Regions from separate parts of the Homo sapiens genome. Here all the other regions are linked to region 1. The links are chromatin contacts, found by Hi-C or POLR2A ChIA-PET in ENCODE. All regions are on one chromosome and are shown on one strand. Each heading gives the region's core, a stretch centred on a gene start or an enhancer-like site at or near the end of the contact. The rest is flanking DNA. Distances are from core to core; before and after follow the strand shown. Region 1 overlaps ENPEP (glutamyl aminopeptidase). Region 2 overlaps EGF (epidermal growth factor). Region 3 overlaps ELOVL6 (ELOVL fatty acid elongase 6). Region 4 overlaps ELOVL6 (ELOVL fatty acid elongase 6).

The links. A loop is a pair of places that touch in the nucleus more often than their neighbours do. ChIA-PET counts read pairs that join two places held with the same protein, here RNA polymerase II (POLR2A). Pooled maps may share reads with other maps.
Region 2: a loop to region 1 is called in a map with no recorded cell type, with 7 times the contacts of the local background. The contact joins two enhancer-like sites. A Hi-C loop is called at or near these places in 10 of 37 single-sample maps with no recorded cell type and 5 of 50 pooled maps. POLR2A ChIA-PET finds 5 or more read pairs at or near these places in 1 of 52 experiments (OCI-LY7).
Region 3: a map with no recorded cell type shows a loop between it and region 1 (8-fold over the local background). The contact joins two enhancer-like sites. A Hi-C loop is called at or near these places in 4 of 37 single-sample maps with no recorded cell type and 3 of 50 pooled maps. POLR2A ChIA-PET finds 5 or more read pairs at or near these places in 1 of 52 experiments (activated T-cell).
Region 4: a pooled map shows a loop between it and region 1 (3-fold over the local background). The contact joins two enhancer-like sites. A Hi-C loop is called at or near these places in 1 of 37 single-sample maps with no recorded cell type and 2 of 50 pooled maps. POLR2A ChIA-PET finds 5 or more read pairs at or near these places in 1 of 52 experiments (BJ).

Annotation. Positions count from the first base shown.
Region 1 is chr4:110,481,314-110,487,053 of GRCh38, forward strand. All of the region lies in intron 1 of ENPEP (glutamyl aminopeptidase), which reads left to right. Among named protein-coding and RNA genes, the nearest start is that of ENPEP, 8.0 kb to the left of the region's middle. RefSeq lists an enhancer at 3,088-3,137. Within about 2 kb of position 2,923, at least 5 of the 41 ENCODE cell types and tissues checked have a DNase peak (open chromatin) inside an H3K27ac peak, as active enhancers do.
Region 2 is chr4:109,987,674-109,993,413 of GRCh38, forward strand. It overlaps EGF (epidermal growth factor), which reads left to right. Exons shown (of 24, transcript NM_001963.6): 17 at 71-187; 18 at 911-1,036; 19 at 5,574-5,696. It also overlaps the pseudogene RNU6-35P. Among named protein-coding and RNA genes, the nearest start is that of EGF, 78 kb to the left of the region's middle. RefSeq lists an enhancer at 1,049-2,248 and a silencer at 1,280-1,574. Within about 2 kb of position 3,063, at least 4 of the 41 ENCODE cell types and tissues checked have a DNase peak (open chromatin) inside an H3K27ac peak, as active enhancers do.
Region 3 is chr4:110,056,755-110,062,494 of GRCh38, forward strand. ELOVL6 (ELOVL fatty acid elongase 6) reads right to left here. Exons shown (of 4, transcript NM_024090.3): 3 at 2,849-3,000. Among named protein-coding and RNA genes, the nearest start is that of ELOVL6, 140 kb to the right of the region's middle. Within about 2 kb of position 3,002, at least 4 of the 41 ENCODE cell types and tissues checked have a DNase peak (open chromatin) inside an H3K27ac peak, as active enhancers do.
Region 4 is chr4:110,103,599-110,109,338 of GRCh38, forward strand. It overlaps ELOVL6 (ELOVL fatty acid elongase 6), which reads right to left. Exons shown (of 4, transcript NM_024090.3): 2 at 1,899-2,030. Among named protein-coding and RNA genes, the nearest start is that of ELOVL6, 92 kb to the right of the region's middle. Within about 2 kb of position 3,538, at least 4 of the 41 ENCODE cell types and tissues checked have a DNase peak (open chromatin) inside an H3K27ac peak, as active enhancers do.

The sequences.
Region 1 (5,740 bases), core at 1,673-4,172:
CATGAGTTCATGAGTTCAAGTGATCCTCCCACCTCAGCTTTCCGAGTAGCTGGGATTACAGGGTTTTCAGAGGCTTTTATATGATAATGTCCTCTATGTAGTTTCCCAACTCTCTGTGACTATGGATTCTTCTGTGGGGTTCCTAAGAGTAGGGATATATGTCTTTCCTTTACTGTTTGGCACACAGTGAGCACTCAAATATTCTCAAATGGAATAAATGAAAATATTATCATATAAGCTCTCACATGACTAGTATCCTCTGGCAAATGCTGGGACACATTGCATTACCACAGCTTCTCTCCCATAAACGAGCCTAACTTCCACCAATAACATCTCTACATTCCCACTTAGGGTGAAAATTTTCCCTTGGTTCCTTTTCTGCCTACCCTGTGGAAGGGAAGAGTTTATATGTGTATGTATATATATTTGTACTTAGGAATGCAATCTCCGTAGTTTAAAGGCAGAGAAACAGTGGAATTGACAGGAAGTACAACCGGAATTTTAGAGATCATTTCTAGTTTGGGCTGCCAAGGTGTTCTTCGTAGCGCTAGTAGGATTTAAGCTGAATTTTGATGTTCTGGTGGGAGTTCAGCAGCAGAGACAAGTGAGAAACTAAAAGCAGGCAAAAAGGAAAGGCACCAAGTCAGAAAAGCAGAGTGGGGACAAGAAAATTAGTTTGTAGGGGAAGTTTATATGAACAGGCTAGCTAGATATCACTGAGGAAAACCCTTACGGAGGAAAAGGAAAAATAGCCATGATAGGCATTATGAAGGAGAAATTACCCCATGACTTTTTGGATACAGATGGCAAAAGAAAGAGTTAACTCAACCATCCACTTGGATATATGAAAGATATTGCAGCAATCCAGGAAAGAGAAGATAAGGATCAGATAGGAAACGTGATTTCAGGATAGAGAAGAGAGGGCACAGTAGAGAAAATAGTTTGGAGGTAAAGTAGTCAAGATTTGACGATTGCTTGACTATGAGGAAGGGTGAGTTAAAGTTATGGGTCTAGGATACCCCAGCTAGCCTTCACCTCAATTGATATTGGAAATAGGTGGGAAGTAGCCAGGTTAGAAGGGAAGGTCGTAAGTTCAGTGTCAGATGTGTTGATGGCTTGTCAGACATCTAGGAAGAGATGACTAGTAGGCACTTGCATAAGTATGTCTGAAGCACAAGGTTAGAGCTTGTAATAAAGATTTAGGAGTTGAGTGGAAACATCGGTGAGATAATCATCATTAAGTGTGTGTGTGTAATGTATTCTTACCTGCATGGATGTGTATGTATACTCAAGCACATGTAGTTTTGATCTTGAAATTTTTGTCGTATGTCAGTTTGTTCATTATATTCTTAGATTAGTATGCTGAGCTATTATCCCATTGTCAATAAAAATGTCAATAAAGAATAGATTTTAGGTTGGGCGAGGTGGCTCATGCCTGTAATCCCAGCATTTTGGAAGGCTGAGGTGGGCGGATCACCTGAGGTCAGGAGTTCGAGAGCAGCCTGGCTAACATGGTGAAACCCCGCCTCTACTAAAAATACAAAAATTAGCCGGGGGTAGTGGCACATGCCTGTAATCCCAGCTACTCTGGAGGCTGAGGCAGGAGAATTGCTTGAACCCAGGAGGCGGAGGTTGTAGTGAGTCAAGATCGCGCCACTGCACTCTAGCCTGGGTGACAGAGTGAGACTCCATCTCAAACAAACAAAAAAAGAATACATTTTCTTTTTGGTCTTGTTTACTTGTTGCAGGAGGCTAAGTAAATTTCTTTTATTTTGGAAGCAAGAAAACAAAAAGAAATTTTACTTGACCTTGAATATCTTCTACATAGAAAAAAAAAATTGGAAAATAAAGTTAAATAACTAACTGGTTCATTCAAACCACCATAAAAATACATAGAGGTCTGAACAATCTAGAGGGGTTGTTTTTCACCAAGCTGCTCCTCTATGTAATTCTGGAACCCTTTATTTAGTCTATATAGACCCCTAGCAATTGTGACTACCTGTCCCGAATCAGAAGCTCTGTGTTTAAGGATTTCACCCAAAACTTGCTGTTTATTTTGCTGGTTCAACTTATAAAATTGCTCAGCACAGCCAGAGAGTCTTCACTGGAAACAGCATGCCAGATGATTTATGAGATAATTAGGTACCTTTTTTGGTTTTTTTTTTAGAGTCAATTCAGAGTGATCCAAGCCATAACTTGTGCCATCGCCCCTTCTCCCTCAGTTTTCTTAAAGTCACCTTGATCTGATCCACTCAGAGATGCCAGAGAAATGCTCTTCCCTTTTGGAAACGACTAAATTGCATAGACTATCATTTTATTGTGCTAGGTCTAGTAAGTGACTTATTAATGTGGCATAGGGAGGCCCTTGTGGGAAGGTGGTTTACTCCAACACATTTGCCTGGCGCGATAATTATTCAGGACGTACCCACAAGTCACTCCTGAACATATTGTGCTATTAGTCAGCCTTTTTCTCTTAATTTGCAAGACAAGTCATCTGATTTTAATCACTGAATAAAATCTTCCCAAAGAAGTTGTGATCTAGAATTGTTTTGTATTGTTATCTCTTATTCCTTGTTTTCAACTTTGCACACACTTAGAAAAGTTTAGGGCCAACTGATGGAATTTAGGATATATAAAAAGGAGCTTTTGAGTTATTCTGAAGTTCATGAGAAAAAGAACAGGTTACCATTTTAAAAATGCTTACATTGCCTATAGTGTATATACACCAAGTAATTTTGTTCCAGTATATATTGCAGTCAAATGAAAGGATTTGAAATATTTCAGATTGTGAAAGTGCTATGTCAGAAAGCACTAGCATTCTAGATTTATAAGATGTAGAATGAGGTATATCCTAACCACATTATGTAAATTTTAAGGGAGTTTCAAATGTATTACTACATGTAATCTACGCCTTCTCACTTCCCCATAACGCTGTGAGGAGGCTATACATGCTCTGGTGACCAGGTTTTACAGATGAGGACACTAAAAGTCTGGGGTTTTGTGACTTGGTCAAGATCACACTTTAGTAGCTGAAGTGGATTAGAATGTAAGAATGTTTGCTCTTAGAAAAGGGTTTTCCCCATAAAATCATATTGGCTCTGAACTTTAAAAAAGAAAAAGAAAATAAACATTATATAGCTCTTCGGGTTGATGAATGTCACTGTATCTATATCTGGGTCACTGTGATTGAGTTAGACTTGCTGTGACTGACATTTGCTGAGAGGACCACTGAGCTGGGCCAAACACACCGCACAGAGAAATCTCCCACACTGTTCTGTTCCATGTCCGTTGGCAAGCTCAGGAATACGCTAGTTTAGGAAGGTAGTTTTTGCCTACAATCAAGCAGAATGTCTTTTAAAGAGAGAAGGTGAGAAAAGGATTGAAAATTATTTTCTTTCCTGGGATCTTAGGAATATATATTATATATATTATATTATATTTTATATATATATTATATTATATATATATATATTCATATTCTGGCATCCAGCCAAGAGTAAAATAGAGTATTTGAAAACATACCCCATGGCTATAGCTTAGGAAAGTGTAATTCCACTTCCTCCTTCCTCTCACCTCCCACACACGAAGATGTGTGTGGTGCGCGCATGCACGCACGCACACTCACACACACTCATCTTCTCAAATTAGTTAGCTGGCCTATTTCTGAGGTGTGACTCAGAGGAGACATTCTTGCAAGGAGTGACTTTTCCTTTTCCCCTGCCTCTGGAAGACATCAGAAGTCAGAAGAATTCAGAAGGAAAAGGCAGCTGACTAAACATGGGGTTGGAGCTTGGTGGATCTTATAAAACTTTCAAACTCTGGGAAAGTGTACAGGCTTTTTTAGAGTCTGATATACTTGCAATTAACTACAATCTGCAAGATGTTTAGAAACTTCAATTGACTAAACTGTTAATGTCACAAAACTAATCAATGATTGTTCTATTGCAGAATGAATTCTTAACTGAGGCTTTTCTTGGGTAACTTTATTGTGACATAATTTCAGACTCATAGGAAAGTTATAAGAACGGTACTAGGAATTCCTAGAAATACTTAACCTAGATTCACCAATTGTTTACGTTTTAGCCTGTACCCCTTCCCCTTCCTTTCCAGAGCACATGGAAACATCCTCTCCCTTTACCCCTTAACATCAGAGCATATTTCTTAAGCACGGGGGCATTCTCTAAAATAAACATAGTACAGTCATCAAAATCAAGAAATTTAACATTAATACAACTATCTAATTCACAGTCTGTAATAGAATTTTATCAACTAACCTAATGATGTCTTTTTGAATGTTTTTTCCCCCAGTGCAGTACCCAGTCTGGAATGCTGCATTGCACTTAGTGTCATGCCCTTTTAGACTCCTTTAAACTGAAACCAGTCCCTTAGTCCTTCTTTGTCTTTCTAAAGTTAATATTTTTGAAGAATACAGGCTGGCTATTTTGAGAATGTCCCTCAGTTGTAGTTTGTCTGATTTTCCTCATGATTTAAAAATGCAAGTTAAGTTTTTTGTTTTTTTTTTTCTGTCAGGACTATCACAGAAGTGATGTGTCTCTCTCAGGAAATCACATTAGAGACACATTGTGCTGGTTTGAACTATTATTACTGATGCTTCCTTTGATAGCTTGCTTAAGGTAGTGTCCACCAAGCGTCTCCATTGTAAAGTTACAAGGTTTCTCTTTAGGTAACTTTCAGGGAGTTTTTGAAACCTTGCAAATATCCCTTCCTCACCAAACTTTCACCCCCTGGATTTGGCATCCACTGATGATTTTTTAAAATAATTTTTTCCTTCAAATATTATTAGTAGGCAATCTACTGGAAGGAATAACTTTCCCTTCTCACCCATTTATTTATTCATTTTAAAAAATCAGAGTAAGGACTCAGAGATTGTTAATTTGTTCAATGAGTTATTATCCCGTTGTTTATTGTGATGTTCCAATACTCCCATAATTTGCCAAAGGCAGTCAAATCCTTGGCTGTAGTAAGTCCTTGAATCAAAATAAAATGCACGCTCTTCTCATGATCTCTGATATTTTCCTGATCTGGCCTCTGCTGACCTCATGTCAAACTTATCTCTGGCTCCAGTCCGTCTGGTTCAGTGTTCTTTAGCCACACTGGACACCTTTCAATTCTTCAACCACAGCAGGTTCTTTTTCATCTTAGGGACTTTGCACTTACGGTTCCTTCTACTTGAACATGTTTCCCTGAACCTCCACTTGCCTGGCTTTTTCTCATTATTCAGATCTCGGCAAACCAAGAGATTGTGACCACTCTACCTAATGTTGTTTACCACTTTTCCTAGTCATTCTCTGTCTCTTCCAGTGTTTTATTTTCTATGTAGCTGTCATCACTCTCCTAAGTTATTTATTTATTTGTGTGTCTCTTGTCTAACACTCTGTAAGCAGTCTGGAATCTTATCTATACATGTAACTGCCCAGTGGGTTCACCTTGCCCGCTGCCTAGACAGAGCCGATTTATCAAGATGGGGGGAATTGAAATGGAGAAAGAGTAATTCACACAGATCCGGCTGTGCAGGAGACTGGAATTTTATTATTACTCAACTTTGTCTCCCCGAACATTTGGGGATCAGAGTTTTTAAGATAATTTGGCGGGTAGGGGCTTGGGAAGTGGGGAGTGCTGATTGGTCAAGTTGGAGATGGAGTCATAGAGGGTCGAAGTGAGTTTTTCTTGCTGTTTTCTGTTCCTGGGTGGGATGGCAGAACTGGTTGAGCCAGATACT
Region 2 (5,740 bases), core at 1,813-4,312, 490 kb before region 1:
CCAGAAGATTAAAGTCCGTTTTCTTCTCTAAGGTCTAGAAATAACTGCACGGGATTCTTGCTATTTGTAGATCAAGATGACTGTGCTCCTGTGGGATGCAGCATGTATGCTCGGTGTATTTCAGAGGGAGAGGATGCCACATGTCAGTGTTTGAAAGGATTTGCTGGGGATGGAAAACTATGTTCTGGTAAGAGAAAAGGGCAAATTCACATATTTGGACAATACTGAACCAGAAACATTTTTTCTGCTCTTTCTGACTCAAAAACTCCAGAAGGATTTATGTAATCAGCAGATTTGAATAAGTTATTTGATGTTAGCTAAAAAAAAAAATTGAATGACATGCATAGAAAATGAGACATATAAATATATTTACACAAATACATTGAGTTTATAGTAAAATTTATGGTTACACAATATATGCAGTTGTCATTAAGGGGAAGAATTTATAATTAGCTTTAGAAGCATGAATTTGAGTTCAAGTCAAGTTTATGACTTCACCAATTCCAATGAAAACACAACTTTTTTTTTTTTTTTTTTACCCCAGAAGCTTAGGTCATAAGTTTTAGTCAAATGAATAGATTAATGGATGGGTTCCTATTTTATATTAATAGCCTCAAAATTATAATTTAACGATTGCTGGAAAGATCTCAGTCCTTATGGTCTGAAACTCTGGCAGAAAGTGATTTATTTACATATTTGCCTAATCGGATAGGTGGGAACTCTGTAAAGACTAATTCAGCAGTAACTTGTGAACTTTATGTCCAAGATGCAGGGCGTGCCTGATGTTGGCAACAGCACCTGTAAAGGACTGAATAAGAATTGAATATACGATTATGCTTATTCTTTCCAACTAGTCCCATTTATATCAGGATTGCCTAAATATTGCACTAGTTCATAATTTTGCCCACAGATATAGATGAATGTGAGATGGGTGTCCCAGTGTGCCCCCCTGCCTCCTCCAAGTGCATCAACACCGAAGGTGGTTATGTCTGCCGGTGCTCAGAAGGCTACCAAGGAGATGGGATTCACTGTCTTGGTAAGAGGACACATGTGCTGGGGAGGAGGGCAGAGGCAGGCCTCAGAAATCGGGAAACAATGTGGGTGCATGAGCAGAGGGAAGACAGGATATAATTGGGGTGACACACATGTCAAGATTTAAAGAGTTGTGCGACCTGCTCAAACTGACGTATTTCCATTCTTGGTGAACAGTCAAGTTTGTGCCCTTGTGTTATTACTGCCCTAGTCAGCTTCAAGCCCCTTTGGAGGCTGTTTACTCCTCTGCCTTTCTAATTCTTTCTGGGGTTTGAGTGACACCAGTGTCTCATCAATACTTCCCACCTTGAGCCATCATGGGGGGAGTTGGACAGCATTTACTTGTCAGTGAATTTGGTAAGAGAAATGTGGTGAACTGCAGAGCTGATGACAGTTTGTTGGAAGTCACTGCTGTGTGTATAAAGAAAAGGAGGTGTGGCTTGTCAAAGGGCTCCTCTCACATTTCTTGATAAGTTCAATAGGTGGGAGAGTCAAGCCACTGACGTTGAAATACAAGTAAAGAATGATTCAACCCTCTTTCGTAATCCCCGTCCTCTGGCAAGGTCTGGGTGTGGCACGTTGGATTGGGAGTTCGCGTCGTGGATGTCTCATACGTTTCCAGGTGTCAGTAGCATCGCATCACGTACAAGTGAAAACCTGCCTGAAGCCGTCTGAGGCACGGTGAAGTGATTATCTGAAGTTTTACAGCGCTTTAAAACTTCTCTTTCAGTATTTTCTTTCCCTCCTTCTGAAAACCTAAGAAACTGATAAGAAGCTCAAATGATACTGCTTTCTCCCACTTGCTAAGGTTAAAGATGAAATATCAATCATAACTATCAATCTTTTGAATCTGGTTGATTTAAATCAGACCTTTATTGGATTAGTTTTGTGGAATCCACAGACATCTGTAAACACTCTTTTAAGCACATATTTGGCTGTCAGTCAGGAAAATGTCACTGCTCTAATTAAGCAGGCCCATAGATAATTTAGACAAGCTGATTTCATATTTAATTTCCTTTGAAGAGAAAGGAAGGTATCTCTTCTTGGATGTTTAAACTCGTTAGGCTCTGGTTTCTCACACTGTTACTAACTCATCTCCTTCCAGTATCGAGCACGCAATGGGGTGTGCTCACCCTGCCTGCATGGTTGGCACGGAGTCCTCAAACTCCATGAAAGCAGTGGGCTTGCTCCTCTATTCTCTCTCCCCCAGCTCACTCTTACTCTCTCTCCCCGCCCCATATATATATGTAGTTATAATACTTCGAACCTTGTCTGGCACATAAAAAGTGCTATGTAAAATTTTATCCTTATTATTATTAAGAGTAGTTGAGTTTCTTGGTCAAGCATACTTCTTTGTCTTTGCTTTGGAAAAGCTCTCTCTTTCTCTCAAGGTGATAGTTTATTGAAATTATATCAGGAACTCATAAAAGAGTCAGTTTGGGCCATCTGGGATAGCAATTCAATGTGTTAAATATTTAATTGGCCCCTATTAAGAATAAGGCCACAGTACTGGAAACCCTGAGAAATATCAGGATGAGGAAGGTAGTCTTTGATTGCAAGGAAAACGTGACCTAAAAGAAATATAACTGTGATCAGTGATGAAGAAGAGTGCACATCATAAGAGAAGTAAAAACCACAATGAAAGTTCAGAACTGGGAGAAATATTTGTTTGAGGTATTGGGAAAGATTTCAGGGAGGAAGTGTCATTTTGGAAGGAGCATGGGGGATAAGTAATTTCATTTGCAGAAATGTGAAGGGATGGGAGGAGTCCAGGCATGAACAGATCACATGACTGCCATTAAGGGTAGAGAGTAGCCTAGTTGAGCACTAAGTTTAGGTTATATGAGGGGAAGAACAGAAACTAAGGCTGATAAGGTAGTGTATGCCATAACAAAATATCCTAGACTGGATGGCCTAAGCAACAGAAATATATCCTCTCATGGTTCTGGAGGCTCGAAGTCCTAGATCAAGGTGCTGGCTGATTTGGTTTTGGGTGAAGGATCTCTTCCTGGCTTGCAGATGGCCACCTGCTCACTGTGTTCTCATATGGCCTTCCCTCTTTGATGTGGAGAGAGAGAGAAAGGGAGACAGAGAGCAAGAGAACGCTCTAGTTTCTCTTCCTCTTTTGTTTTCTTCTTCCTCTTCTTTTAAGGACACCGATGCTATTGGATTAGGACCCCACCCTTATGACCCCATGTAACCTTACTTTCCTCTTGGTAGATGCTTTCTTCAAATACAGTCACTTTGGGAGTTAGGGCTCAACATATGAATTGGAGGGGCAGGGACACATTTCAGCCTGTAACAGATGGGTTGGGTTACCTCTGCGGAAGACTAAAATCTGAGGGTTAGTCACTGAGGTTTCACTTCTCCAGTGAAACTGGCTGAGGGTCAGACAGTCAGTGTTGTCCCAAAGTTTCTACTAACCACATTACAACTGTAAAATGAAACAGGTGAAATGAATTTTAGCAATAATATTTTATGTATTCAAATATATCCAAAATATTAACATTTTAATATCAGTGTAAAAATTATTGAGATATTTAATATTCTTTTTTATTTTGGTACTAAGTCTTCAAACTCTAATGTGTGTTTTATACTCACAGCACTTCTTAATATGAACTAGATGCATTTCAGGTACTCAATACTCTCAAATGGCGAAGGCTAGGAAGTTGGACAGCAAAGTTCTAGGCAACAGGGAGCCACTGGCAGCATTTGAGTAAAGTGGTGCAATGATGGGTTTATCATCGTTGTGCTGGAGGGAGAATAATGTGGCACTGGTGTTTAGGCATGGCGCGGAGGAAACATGGGATCCAGGAATGAGTAAGGCTGTTCTTGCAGTAATGTAAAATTGAGAGGAAGAGAGGCCCTAAATGTTAGGGTGGCAGTAGCTGAGAAAGAAAAAATGGTGGGTAGTTGGGAAAGAAAGGATGACTTTTCTGATATAGTTTATTCTTATATAAAAAGCAAAACTGTTGTATTTGATATAATATGTATGTCAATGACAGGATGTCTATACAAAAGAGTTAAGTATGAATCTTTAGGATCTGAACTTTTAAATGTTTGCCTAGAGGTTGTTTATTAATCTCCAACTTTGGGAAGTCTCCTTTCCTTCAAAGCAGGAAGAAAGCTTCCAGCCTCTCTCAGGAGCTTAGAACACCTGCATGGGGCTGGGTGTGGTGGCTCATGCCTGTAATCCCAACACTCTGGGAGGCCAAGGCAGGAGGATCACTTGAGGCCAGGAGTTTGAGACAGCCTGGGCAACATAGCGAAACACTGTTCTCCACAAAAAAAAAATTAAAAACAAACAAGCAAACAAGAACTAACCAATCATAGTGATGCAAGCCTGTGGTCCAAGCTACTTGGTGGGTTGAGCTGGAAGAATTGCTTGACCCTAGGAGGTCAAGGCTACAATGAGCCATGATCACACCACTGTACCTCATCCTTAGCAACCAAGCAAGATTCTTTAAAAAAAAAAAAAAAAAAAAAAAAAAAAAAGACAGAGAGAGAAAGAACGGAAACAAAAAAGGAAAACAACACGTGCATGGGCATGCGTTGTAGGACCTAGTTCATCTCTCCAACATTCATGAAAGTCCCCTTAAACCTAAAAATGTATAGGGCTGTGCTCGCTTTGGCAGCACATATACTAAAATTGGAATGATACAGAGAAGATTAGCATGGCCCCTGCGCAAGGAGGACATGCAAATTCGTGAAGCGTTCCATATTTTTAAAGTCAGGAAACAACAGGTGCTGGAGAGGATATGGACAAATAGGAACACTTTTACACTGTTGGTGGGACTGTAAACTAGTTCAACCCCTGTGGAAGATAGTGTGGTGATTCCTTCAGGGATCTAGAACTAGAAATACCATTTGACCCAGCCATCCCATTACTGGGTATATACCCAAAGGAATATAAATCATGCTTCTATAAAGACACATGCACACGTATGTTTATTGCAGCACTATTCACAATAGCAAAGACTTGGAACCAACCCAAATGTCCAACAATGATAGACTGGATTAAGAAAATGTGGCACATATACACCATGGAATACTATGCAACCATAAAAAATGATGAGTTCATGTCCTTTGTAGGGACATGGATGAAGCTGGAAGCCATCATTCTCAGCAAACTATCACAAGGACAAAAAACCAAACACTGCATGTTCTTACTCATAGGTGGGAATTGAACAATGAGAACACTTGGACACAGGGTGGGGAACATCACACACAGGGGCCTGTTGTGGGGTGGGGGGAGGGGGGAGGGATAGCATTAGGAGATACACCTAAAATAAATGACGAGTTAATGGGTGCAGCACACCAACATGGCACATGTATACATATGTAACAAACCTGCACCTTGTGCATGTGAACCCTAGAACTTTAAGTATAATAAAAAATATATATTAAAAAAATATATAGGTCTCTGAGAACATATAGCATGACAGAAGCTGATGAAGCTCCTCTTCCAAAGGCTGTCCAACTATAAAACCCTCTTTTTCTGTACCCCACTTTTCTCTCCCGTACTCTGTCTTTTCTGACAGATATTGATGAGTGCCAACTGGGGGAGCACAGCTGTGGAGAGAATGCCAGCTGCACAAATACAGAGGGAGGCTATACCTGCATGTGTGCTGGACGCCTGTCTGAACCAGGACTGATTTGCCCTGGTAGGTTGGTGGGTGGTCTACAGTGAAGGGGAGGGACTTGGCTC
Region 3 (5,740 bases), core at 1,752-4,251, 420 kb before region 1:
GAAAGGGATTATCATGCCAGCAGCACACCACTCCTGTTGACTGCAAATAGGAGACTGGATTATGGCTCCTTTGGGGCTCAAGAGGGAACACTGTATTCAATTACAATGTCCGCTATGAGGCTGAGGGGAATGGACATTTGGGCCTGGATTAAATTAAGACAGGTGATATTAACATCATCAGCATCAACACAACCAAGATAGAAGATGAAAATATGAATACCTCTGGGTGCTACACTAATAGGTCTTCTCTAGGAATCCTAAAAGTCAGGAGGACAGAGAGCATAGGTCTGATTATGTCTTTAAAGGAAATTAATCACTACAGATAGCTTGAGGTGGCATTTCAATAAATTATTCCTCCAAAAGGTAGAAAGGACTATGTTTGTTCTCAAGTACCTCAAATACAGCTGTATATAACTCAGAACACAACACAATTAGTCCTTGCAGGGAAAAGGCGTTTCTAGAAGAAAACACTGAGGCTGCTTTTTTGTGATCTGAGGCTTAAAGGTCGGAAGTCCAGTCTCCAGCCATAGTCTAGTCTCCTACTTGCATCCTACTGGCATGATTATTTCTTATTAAAAAAAAAATTGAGGGGGAAGTAGTAAAAGGTAGAAACTGTTGAAGTGTTCAGGGGTAGCATTCAGGGGAAATCACGTTTCATGCATTTACTACATTTATGTAGTTGTAGTCAGGCCTTTGTCAAAAAAGATAGGGGATTAATAAGGTTATTAAATAGCATAAAAGAGGGATATATTTCTCAACTAAAATAATTCAGACTTTAATAACGTGTAATTTTATTTTAAAGAAAAAAAGCCACAGCCGGGCACAGTGGCTCATGCCTATAATACTAGCACTTTGGGAGGCCGAGGCGGGCTGATTACCTGAGGTCAGGAGTTCAAGTCCAGCCTGGCCAACATGGTGAAACCCCGTCTCTACTAAAAATACAAAAATTAGCCGGGTGTAGTGGCACACACCTGTAATCCCAGCTACTCGGAAGGCTGAGGCACGAGAATTGTTTGAACCCGGGACACGGAGGTTGCAGTGAGCCGAGATCGCGCCACTGCACTCCAGCCTCGGCAACAGAGTAAGACTCTGTCTCAGGGAAAAAAAAAAAAAAAAAAAAATCACAAAACCCCAAGAGTAAAGAATACATGCTCACACTCTCAGATCAACCCCAGTTTGAGAACAAGTGCTCTGATTCAGAAACTCTATGAATCAAAGCAAATTAAAATATTCTCATATAATTTTAAAATTCCCAGAAATACCTCTTCAGATTTTGCAGGCATTGTCTGTAAATCCAGGGTGAAAACCACTTCTCTAGCCTATGACTTCATACCTAGTGGTACCAATACCTCCTGGGGCCTGGTTCATAAAATCTGTATTGTAAAATTCCTTTTAGATAAAGTTGCCATTCTATTTCAGCCAGTGCTTAACATAAATGCACTGAATGAATGAATGAATGAATCCACACTAATGCATTTTACCCTGAGACCGTTTTCATATGATCCGTGTGTGTAGGCGTTTGTGTGTCTGTTGGAGGGGGGGAGCGGTGCAGGCATGCACATGCACGCGGTAGTTATCTAGTTATTTTGGACTATCTTTGTACCTCTGCCCCTCTTAGGAAAGGTTTTCAGGAAAAATTTTCTTCTGTTGTTCTTCCCTTGTTTTTGACCTGGGAAGACAGTAGCTCAAACCAATTGTCATCTACTTATAAACAGCAGGTTTCTGGCTTCCAGTGGAAGGTGGCTGGGTTGCCGGCCCACACAAATCAGACAGTTCCCATTCTATCTGAATGGACACGGGGCGTGAACAAGGGGCACCTTACAGAAGACTGCTCATAGCTTATATTGCAGGTGGTTTGTAAGGAAAGTACAACACCAAACTCCCTTTTTAGGAGAAACAGGAGAGGGGACAATACATATTAGGTTGGTGCAAAAGTTAACTGCGGTTTTGCCATTGAAAACAATGGCAAAAATTGCAATTGATATCTTTTGAACTAAATATGTATAATTCTTAATTGCAGGTGAAAAAAAACCCAGAACCCCAGAGGTGACCAGGTTTGCCTTACCAGTTTGTACCTGTACAATCTGTACCAGTTTGCTAGCATTACTCATGGATGTACTCAGAGCTTATTGTCACCACTAGATCTCTTTCTGTGTAAATAAAGACATCTTCCTGGAAAACTGTGCCCACATTAACTCCTTGACTTTACTATTTCTGGTAACCTGTGCCACACTTACATTCAAGACCATTCAAGGGTTGAGGGAAAAATTATAGAAATCTACAAATACAGCCTGTATTTTCTATTACTTTCTGGAAGGTAAATTACATTCCCCTTCCCTAAGGCCAGTCTTGATGATTAAAATCAAACACCACCAGAGACCAACCCTCAGCATTTGTTAATGAGAACAGGAGGGTCCCCAAATGAAAAGCTTAATTCCTAATCTGAATCCTAACTCTACAGATGAAAGTATGCTCAGATATGGGACTTGGAAATAGCTGTGTTGCTCTTTTCTTCCCCCATGTTTTAATATTAGCTCAGCTCAGTGGGCCTTTTAAAGGGGTCTCTGTACATTTTATAAGTCCGTGGAGGTATATTTTTAGTAGAGCTCGAAAATCAGCATGTTCAGTATAAACTATCTACTCTTAATATGCACAATGTAAAATTATTTAAAAGGAAAGAGGGAGCGAACAATAAAAAGTAGAAGTCAGGCAAGAACTCAAATTCATTCATTGTAACTTTCTTGCAACCAACAAAATAGGACCTTCAAAATGTTTCTTTGCTCACTAAATAAATACTGTGGATATGTTGCTACAAAGAGAGGGAGAGGAAATGGAAGAAGATACTCACCTAGTTCGGGTGCTTTGCTTAGCACAAATGCATAAGCCCAGAATTTGCTGACAGGTCCATTGTAAAAACCCTGGTCACAAACTGACTGCTTCAGGCCTTTGGTCATCAAAATGTACACCATATAAGCACCAGTTCGAAGAGCACCGAATATACTTCATAATGAAAAGAGAAAAGAAACAGCATTTAGGAAAATAGTTTCACTTCTCACATCAACCATACTTAGAAGACTGGTTGGCCACTGGCAGGAAATAGGCATAAGAATCATATTATTTGTATTTCCTTGAAAGCATCTTAAAATGTTCTGTAAACAAGAGCTAATACAATGACTCAAGGGCTTTATTCTGAAACCATATATGATACCACTTCCTCTTCATCACTGTTCCAAAAAGAGGTCATGAAAAAGGGTAACAGATTCAGAGCAGGATCTCATGAAGAATGCTGGTGACCTTTGAGTTTCAGCTTGGGAACTATTCCTTGGAGAGCAGATGGGTGTGGCTGCAAACTCTTGGAATTATCTCAAATTTGCCCTGTGCCCAATCATTCTCCAAGTTCTACTGGCTCTATTTCCTGAAAACCTGTTTACCTCTTTAGGCAAACTTTTCCTCTACCTCTGGACTCGCCTTGCCAGCCCAGGCTTTTTGTGCCCTCCTTGGATTTCTCCAGCAGTCTCCAAATCACTTTCTACTGTCTGATCCATCTTTCTCAGAGATGTCAGAATGAGACTCCTTCAAAAGCTTAGCTCTGTCACCTCCTCCAGGAAGCCCACTCAGGCAGAGATAAGTGCTCACTCCCTGAGCTCCCTAGAACCAGTGTTGTGCTAATACCACCCCAACACTGTTCTTCAATGCCCCGCAATGTGTTTAATCTCCACATAGGCACAGGTGCTCAATAAAGACTGTTGAAAAAGTGAGATTGTTGAAAAAGTGAAGAAAAAATAAACAATTTCTTTAAATCAGAGAACTGGTAAGGAAATAGGAAGTTCTGGAACACATTAGGCTCAAGAAACACAACCTGCCATGGGAAAGCACTTGGCAATAGGAACAAGCAGCCACTATTACGAAGTGAGCCCCTTAAGTGTATGTCCCAGAGTGTGTGAACCATGCCCGGGACTGAAAGGAGAGCTGGCTGACCATGTGGGGAAGATGGACCTGCCTAGCCTTTTCTGCCCAAAAGGGCAGCATCTTACTCTAGAAGTCAGCTGAGAGATCAATGAATGAACAACTGTTGAATTGGGAAATGGAGCCTTCTTTTCTCCTCAGAGGCACTGTTTTTTACTTAAAATATCTTAGAGTTGCTCTAGAATAAATCATTCCACTAGGCTAACCTGTCCAGAAAGCACGCATCTGCCAACTAGAACTAAAGGTCAACTTTCTACAGTATCAAAATAATGAAGTTTAATTCCTGGCAATTGTCTATTAAGTTGGGTCTTTGTAAGTAGCTTCTCTAAAGGTATAAAGACTCCATCAAATGGTGTTACTCTTTCCACTGTATGAAATTGTCCTGCAGAGGATTACTGTCATTTTACAGATATAGATCCTGTTTAATCCTTCAGTGGTTTTTCTCTGCACTTGGAATAAAAACCTCAACTCCTTTATCAGGACCGACAAGGCCTCTCTGCACTGCCTCTCTCTCCCCATTCTCCACTCTCACCTCCTGCCATTCTCTTCTTGTTCACTGTGAGCCAATCACTCCAGAACTTTCAGACACTTTCAGTTTTCTGCCTCAGGACCTTTGCATTTCTCCCCTGTTCATAACAAAACTGGCTTTTTACTTTCTTATCTTAAGGAAATGTCTCCTCCCCGTGGAATGACCTAAGTCTTTATAGTCCATTATCTGTCCTAATTTGGGGATGAAGGGTTGATTTCATTAGTAGCATCAAGTAATAGAGATTTTTCTGTCTTATCTGAATTTTTTTTGTGTACTGTCTTTCCCTCACCAAATGATGGCTTTTTTTTTTTTTTTTTTTTTTTTTGAGACAGAATCTCGCTCTCTCAGCCAGGCTGGAGTACAGTGGCATGATCTCAGCTCACTGCAACCTCCGCCTCCTGGGTTCAAGTGACTCTCCTTCCTCAGCCTCCCAAGTAGCTGGGACTACAGGCATGCACCACCATGCCAGGCTAATTTTTTGTGTTTTTAGTAGAGATGGGGTTTCACTATGTTGGCCAGGCCGGTCTCAAACTCCTGACCTCGTGATCCACCTGCCTCGGCCTCCCAAAGTGCTGGGGTATAGCCCAAAACCCTTCCTCTTACTCTACTTGCTGTTAGACTATGTAATTCCCACATGATCAGAGTAGATCCAAAGAATGTATGCTTGAAATGGTTGCTATCCTTTCATCCTTTTGGGTCTCAAAAAATCATTGTAATTTATTCCCAATTTCTAAGGTATTCACACAAGTTCATTTATTCTTTCAGTGGTCAAATATTTATTGGCATGGTTTTAGATGATGGAGTGAAAAAAAATCATTAAGCTAACTCTGGCTAGTGAGTGGTAGTCCTAGAAGACTTCAGAGGAAGTGGTATTTGAATTAGGGGCAAATAGGTATTCACAAGTTTGAGGGCTAGGGTATGGGGAGGTCAGTTCAGAGCACTGTAGAGTTGAAGGTTTTGATATCATGGTGACCTATAATATTGCTGACAGCAAGTGTATAGCACATATTATTGTCCCATATCTGGACATGTGCCTCATTCCCTAAGCTCTGAACAATAAGGCTAACTCAGAACAGAGGACAGTAGCACTTTTCAGGGAAACCGTCAGTGCCAGCCATTGGGCCCATGTGTCTGTGGGCAAAGGCGCATTGTTGGGATGTGACAGTGCTACTGCTGGGGAGCACTGTGGGGGCCAATGGGATAATTGTTATTTGTGGGGAGCCACTAGCTCTGCCCCTCGCACAT
Region 4 (5,740 bases), core at 2,288-4,787, 380 kb before region 1:
CACCTGAATGTAATAAACCTTCTAGATCTAACTACAACTTATAAGAAATAGAAGGTACAGAAAAATGCAATCAAGCAAAATCCAGGCCAGAGGAAGCTCTATGGGGTAAACTATCTGGTTTCTTCAAAGGATGAATCATAAGGAAAAAGAGGAAATCTATAAGCCAAAAGATATCAGTTAATGGAAGTGTAAAGATCTCATTTTGATCTAGGTTCTTAAACTGTAAAACAGGAATCATTTATGAGACAACTGAAGAAATTTGAAATTTAATAAGAACAAATTATTAATTTAGGTGAGATCATAATACTGTGTTTGCTTTTAAAGAGTACTTAACCTTTAGCCATGGTATGATTTCAATAAGAATTATTTCAGCCTCTATTATTAATAGTTCCAAATAATTTGGGGATGAGAAACAAGGTGAGCAAGATTAAACGAAGTAAAATCAGCCAAGTGTTGACAATTGTTTAACCAAGGTAGGGGTTGCAGGGGAGTCATTGTACTTTTTTTCTCCGCTTACAAGTGTTAAAATTTAAAATAACAAAAGATAAAGGTGCAGGGAATATTGAAAAATCAGTAAAATGGTGAAAGGCTTCATTAGGATAGAGATAAATTCCCCACAAATATCAAAATACTTCAGGTGAGGCATACTCTGTCAACCTTAAATGTAAATAAAAATGAAAAGCCTTCTTTATATTATAGAGAATCATGATCTGATACAGATTGAACTGGAAGGAGATTTTAGTGACAGATCCAAATCATGAGTACTTCAAACCTAGGGCTTTAGAAATTGCACTGAAATAAAAAGTATATTCAGTAGTGGTGAGTAAGTGGGTGTTTTAGATGGAGGGATCCAACATTATGGAAAAACACAGATCATAAGAGTTTAATGGAAATACTCTTCCTCAGTCATTTTTAATAAGCTTTAAGTAACTAATGAAGCTTTAATGATAACATCCATTTCTGCTTAGAACAGTTAATATATGAAAAAATACAAATGAATATTTATAAATATGAAAATTAATAGTTTTGTGTTTCATAGTATATCTACATTTACTCCGCTCCCGTTCCTCCCCAAGCCTAGTTATGAACTTGCTGGTTTTGACAAGCAAAACACAAATAGAACAGGTGCCTTTGTTAGCACTCTAGGTAAATCCTGGCACTTGCTTGGACACCAGCTGGGTGCTAATTAGTCTTGTGATTGCCTAGATCACAAAATAATACAAGACTGGAAATGCTCCTGAAAGCTTCTGGAGGAATGAGTCTGCACACCAGCTGACAGATGCCCTGAGAGAACAGGCCTTGTCCTGACAGTCTCTGTGTTGAGTTCTTTCACATTTACAAAGCCAGAGCTGGCTACATAAACACATGTCTGCAAGTCAGTTCGGGGAATGAGGGTGGAGGGTGCTTTTGAAGATGCAGAGCAAAAGCATTCTCTGGTCTAGCAATACTGACACAGATGTCCAGTGTCTGGTCTATGTCTAAGTGTCATCTTTTGATTAAGTGTTAGGAACAGCACACCCAGGGTATTTGAACCCTGTTCTCCAATAGACTTCAACAGGTTACTTGTGTGCCTTCCCATTTAACCTTTCATCTATATTTAGCCAATAACAATAATGAATTGCTGTACTGCTTCTCATCCTAACAGATCAATCAGATTACTGCATGACCAATTTGGACAGGACAAGAGATGGCCTGACACCTCTCAAAATATATAAGGTTGAATACATCATGGCAAATGGTGGCAGTGAAGGCTTTCTTTCTGAACATGACTTTATTTTATGTCCTCATCATATTCAATAATCAAAAATATCAGATTTAAAATCAAATGCTCAATCATTGCATTCTTTCAGCAAGTGATAAAATGGATACGTTTTATTAGAAAAATGAAAAAAACCTACCTGAAGACTGCAAGGGTCAGAGACCAGAGCACTAATGGCTTCCTCAGTTCAAACTTTGCTCGTTTATTCATTAGGTGCCGACCACCGAATATAAAGGCAGCATACAGAGCAGAAAACAGGAAAGATTTCTTCCTGCAAACAAGCAAACAAAATCTTTAAGATATTTTTAGTCATTAGGAAACACCAAATTTTGTACCAGTTCTCCTCTTTGTAAGCACTGAAAAAATATTCTTGAGAATATTCCTGCTTCACTGAAGAGGGAGTCTAGTCTACACGGCAAACTAGTGTTCTGTTGAAATCTCCCTTGACAAATCAGGTCTTCCAGTAGTTTAACCAACATATTAAGTATCATGTCAGGATAGATATATTTCCTTTGTAGGCTCTAGGACTGAAATTTCAACAACATAGCATTGAAGTACAAAAAGTAGTCTTTTCACTGAGAGAAATAATTTTATTCTTTAGAGTTTGTTGAGCCAATTTAGATACATACATGAATTTTAAAAAGAAGTGTTTTTATTGGAACTATTTGGTGACAAGGTTGTGTCTTGGAACAAGATAGCCATTTAAAATTTTATCTTGGGTGGGTGTGGTGGCTCACACCTGTTATCCCAGCACTTTGGGAGGCAGAGGTGGGTGGATCACTTTAGGCCAGGAGTTTGAGACCAGACTGGCCAACATGGTAAAACTCCCTCTCTGTTAAAAATACAAAATTTAGCCAGGCATGGTGGTGGGCACCTGTAATCTTAGCTACTTGGGAGGCTGAGGCAGAATTGCTTGAAACCAGAAGGCAGAGGTTGCAATGAGCTGAGATTTTTGAGACTCCATCTCAAAAGGCAAAAGAATAAAAGAATGGTTATTCCATAGGCAGCCCTGAGGACTGCTGGCTGGCTACTTTTATGGGTTTTTTAATTACATGCTAAACGAGGGGTAGATTATTCATGAGTGCTCCGGGGAAAGGGGCGGGGATTTCCCCAGGAACAGAACTGAGGGTTCCTTCCCTTTTTAGACTGTATACTGTACCATGGCATTTGTGAACTGTCATGGTGTTGGTGGGAGTGTCTTTTAGCATGCTAATGCATTATAATTAGCATATAATAAGCAGTGAGGATGATCAGAGGTCACTTGTGTTACCATCTTGGTTTGGGTGGGTTTTGGCCAGCTTCTTAACTATATCCTGTTTTATCAGCAGGGTCTTTGTGACCCGTATCTTGTGCCAACCTCCTATGTCATCCTGTGACTAAGAATTCCTTACCTCCTGGGAATGCAGCCCAGTAGGTCTCAGCCTCATTTTACTTAGCCCCTATTCAAGATAAAGTCACTCTGGTACAAATGCCTCTGACAACAGTACTGATAATGCCAAAAGATAAATTCAAAAGCAAAAATCCACAAACTTCTATAATAGAACTATGATTCGACTGAAAGCAACAGAAACCTTATAAATAATTTAAAACAGTTGAGCATGTTTCCTGAGAAAGCAATGTTTCTCTTAAAATGGGTCTTCCCTATTCAATTAGATCAATAAGGAAAGGGTTGAGAAATAAGTTACAAAACATAATATCAAAAGCAAAATGTGTTCACCTAAAGAGTATTATTTGTAAAATGCTTCGTGTTTTCTCCCTTTATGCTGACATGTAATGCTGACTCATAAGGGACCTTGCTATTTACACAAGCAGCTTTCCTATGTAAATGAATGCAAGTGACCTACTTAGTGAATACCACCAAATAAAGCAATGATTCCAGAAATCAACCCATAAGTAAATGTTGAATAAATCACTTTCACTGAGGTTTACAGACTCTTCTCTTGGGCCCACAAGACCTGGAACACAGTAGGTGCTTAATAAATATCTGTTGAATGAACGTGGTCTTGTCCTATCAAATTTTCTGATGGGGAAAATAATCAGGCATCTGTGTACAGTAAACAGGCAGCAAACACTAACAGAAAGTTGTACTTTCCCCGTAATACATTAATAACTAAAGAGTCAAATATTCAGAAAAATATTATGATACATTTTCTTCCCCCAGAAAGACATTGATTATTTCTATACTTCAGTGAAACAATTTTGTGGAAACTTTAACTATTGGACATTTCAGGAAGAAAGTACTTTTGGCCATAAATTATATATTGCTTTATTTCTCCTCTGGAAATTACAAGGGCATGGAATTAAATTACTTAAGAGTCACAATCACTGTTTCTGTTTATGCACATATAAGCAAAGACTAAAGAAAAATAAAGTTCTACCAAGTTAATGTAGGTGATAGTAATCTGAAAAAGTATATACTTTTTTTCTAATTTATAAAGGTAATAAGTGACAATAATCACATTATGATTTATAGAGTGATTCCTATGGGTAGACATAATGCCAAAAAGCTTTACCATTTAATCCTCATGGTGCAGGTAAAGTATTATCTTTATTTCATAAATAAACAGGCTTAGAGGTAAAGTAGCCCTAGATTTTCCTGTTCTTGTGGTAAACTTTCAGAAGAAAAAGGGGTACTTGAAGTGTTATCTTATAAGCTGTAAAAATTCCTTAAGCTGTCCTGTTGAATTACATAATCATTGCATAATGTGTAGAACATTGTGTAACTGTGAAAAGATGAAGAAGAATTTCCCATCTTCATGTTTCTACTGTCATATTTTCTGAGCCTGGGAAGCTTTCATCCAAACCCTCTTTGCTTCTTTGAGAACAGAAATTAATTATACATATACCATGGAAGACATTTCCTTAAAATTACCATTATTTATCTTACCCATTCAACATAATTGAGATTCTGATTATGGTTGTATTAACTGTATTACTTGCAATCATAAACCAAGTTAAATGAATATCTTCATACAATCCTATCATTCTAGCCATAAAGGGAAAAGTAATGCCTCAAGAACCAAGAAAAGAACAAAAAATCTTCCCTATGTATTTTTTCTCCAATTTCCTAACTTCTAAAATGAGAATTAATCCTAATGCACTGCTCACTTCCCAGCAAGGGCCATTCACTTTTCCACAAGAGCTCTCTTTACAAAGCAATTCAACAGCTAAGGCAATGAAGTCAGTCAGTACAGAATCATAGAACTTGATAATTGCAAGCAAGGAACCTTAGAGGTGGAGCCCAATTTCCTCCTTCGACAGAAAAGAGAATAGGGAACCGATGACAATAGTCACTCACAGTCACACAGCTTCATGCTACACTGGTCAAGACTATCCAACATTGTCATGGCTGTGGTCAAGCAGGTAGGTAAACACAAAATAATTGTATAAGCTATATCAGGGTCACAGGTAGTTAATGGGAATCGGTTTGAGTGCTGTGATCAAAGTAAGTTTTTCATTGCATGCACAGAAATCTTTTACTGTAGTGAAATTCAAATCCTTGGGGTTAGTTTGGAATTAAACCTAAGCATCTGCTATAAGTGGAAGTTGCCTAAGCATTAATAATTACCTCTTTAACTGAGTTGTCATTTATGGTTGAATGTACTATTTGTTTTCCATATTGCTTAGAAGAAGGTAAGATTTTCTTTAATGAACAGGACAATTTAAATGAATTAAAATTGCCTTTCCTTTCTGGCATCTCTCCGGTAAAGTTCAATTATATTCAAGATGAATAATGGTTTGCCACTAGCCCACTTAGTTTTTAATGTGGATAGATTGCTTTCCTAATGGTTCTGTGGTAATACTTTGTATACTGGCAGGCCTCCATACTTGGGTATAATGGTAACACTATACTGTTTTATTATTAGATAATCAGTCATTTTGAGATAGCATGGACTCTTCTTGTTTAATAAATTTTAAATGTGCATCATATAGCACAACCCATAATTATAGGTACTTAATAAGTACTTTTCAGTGTGGTGA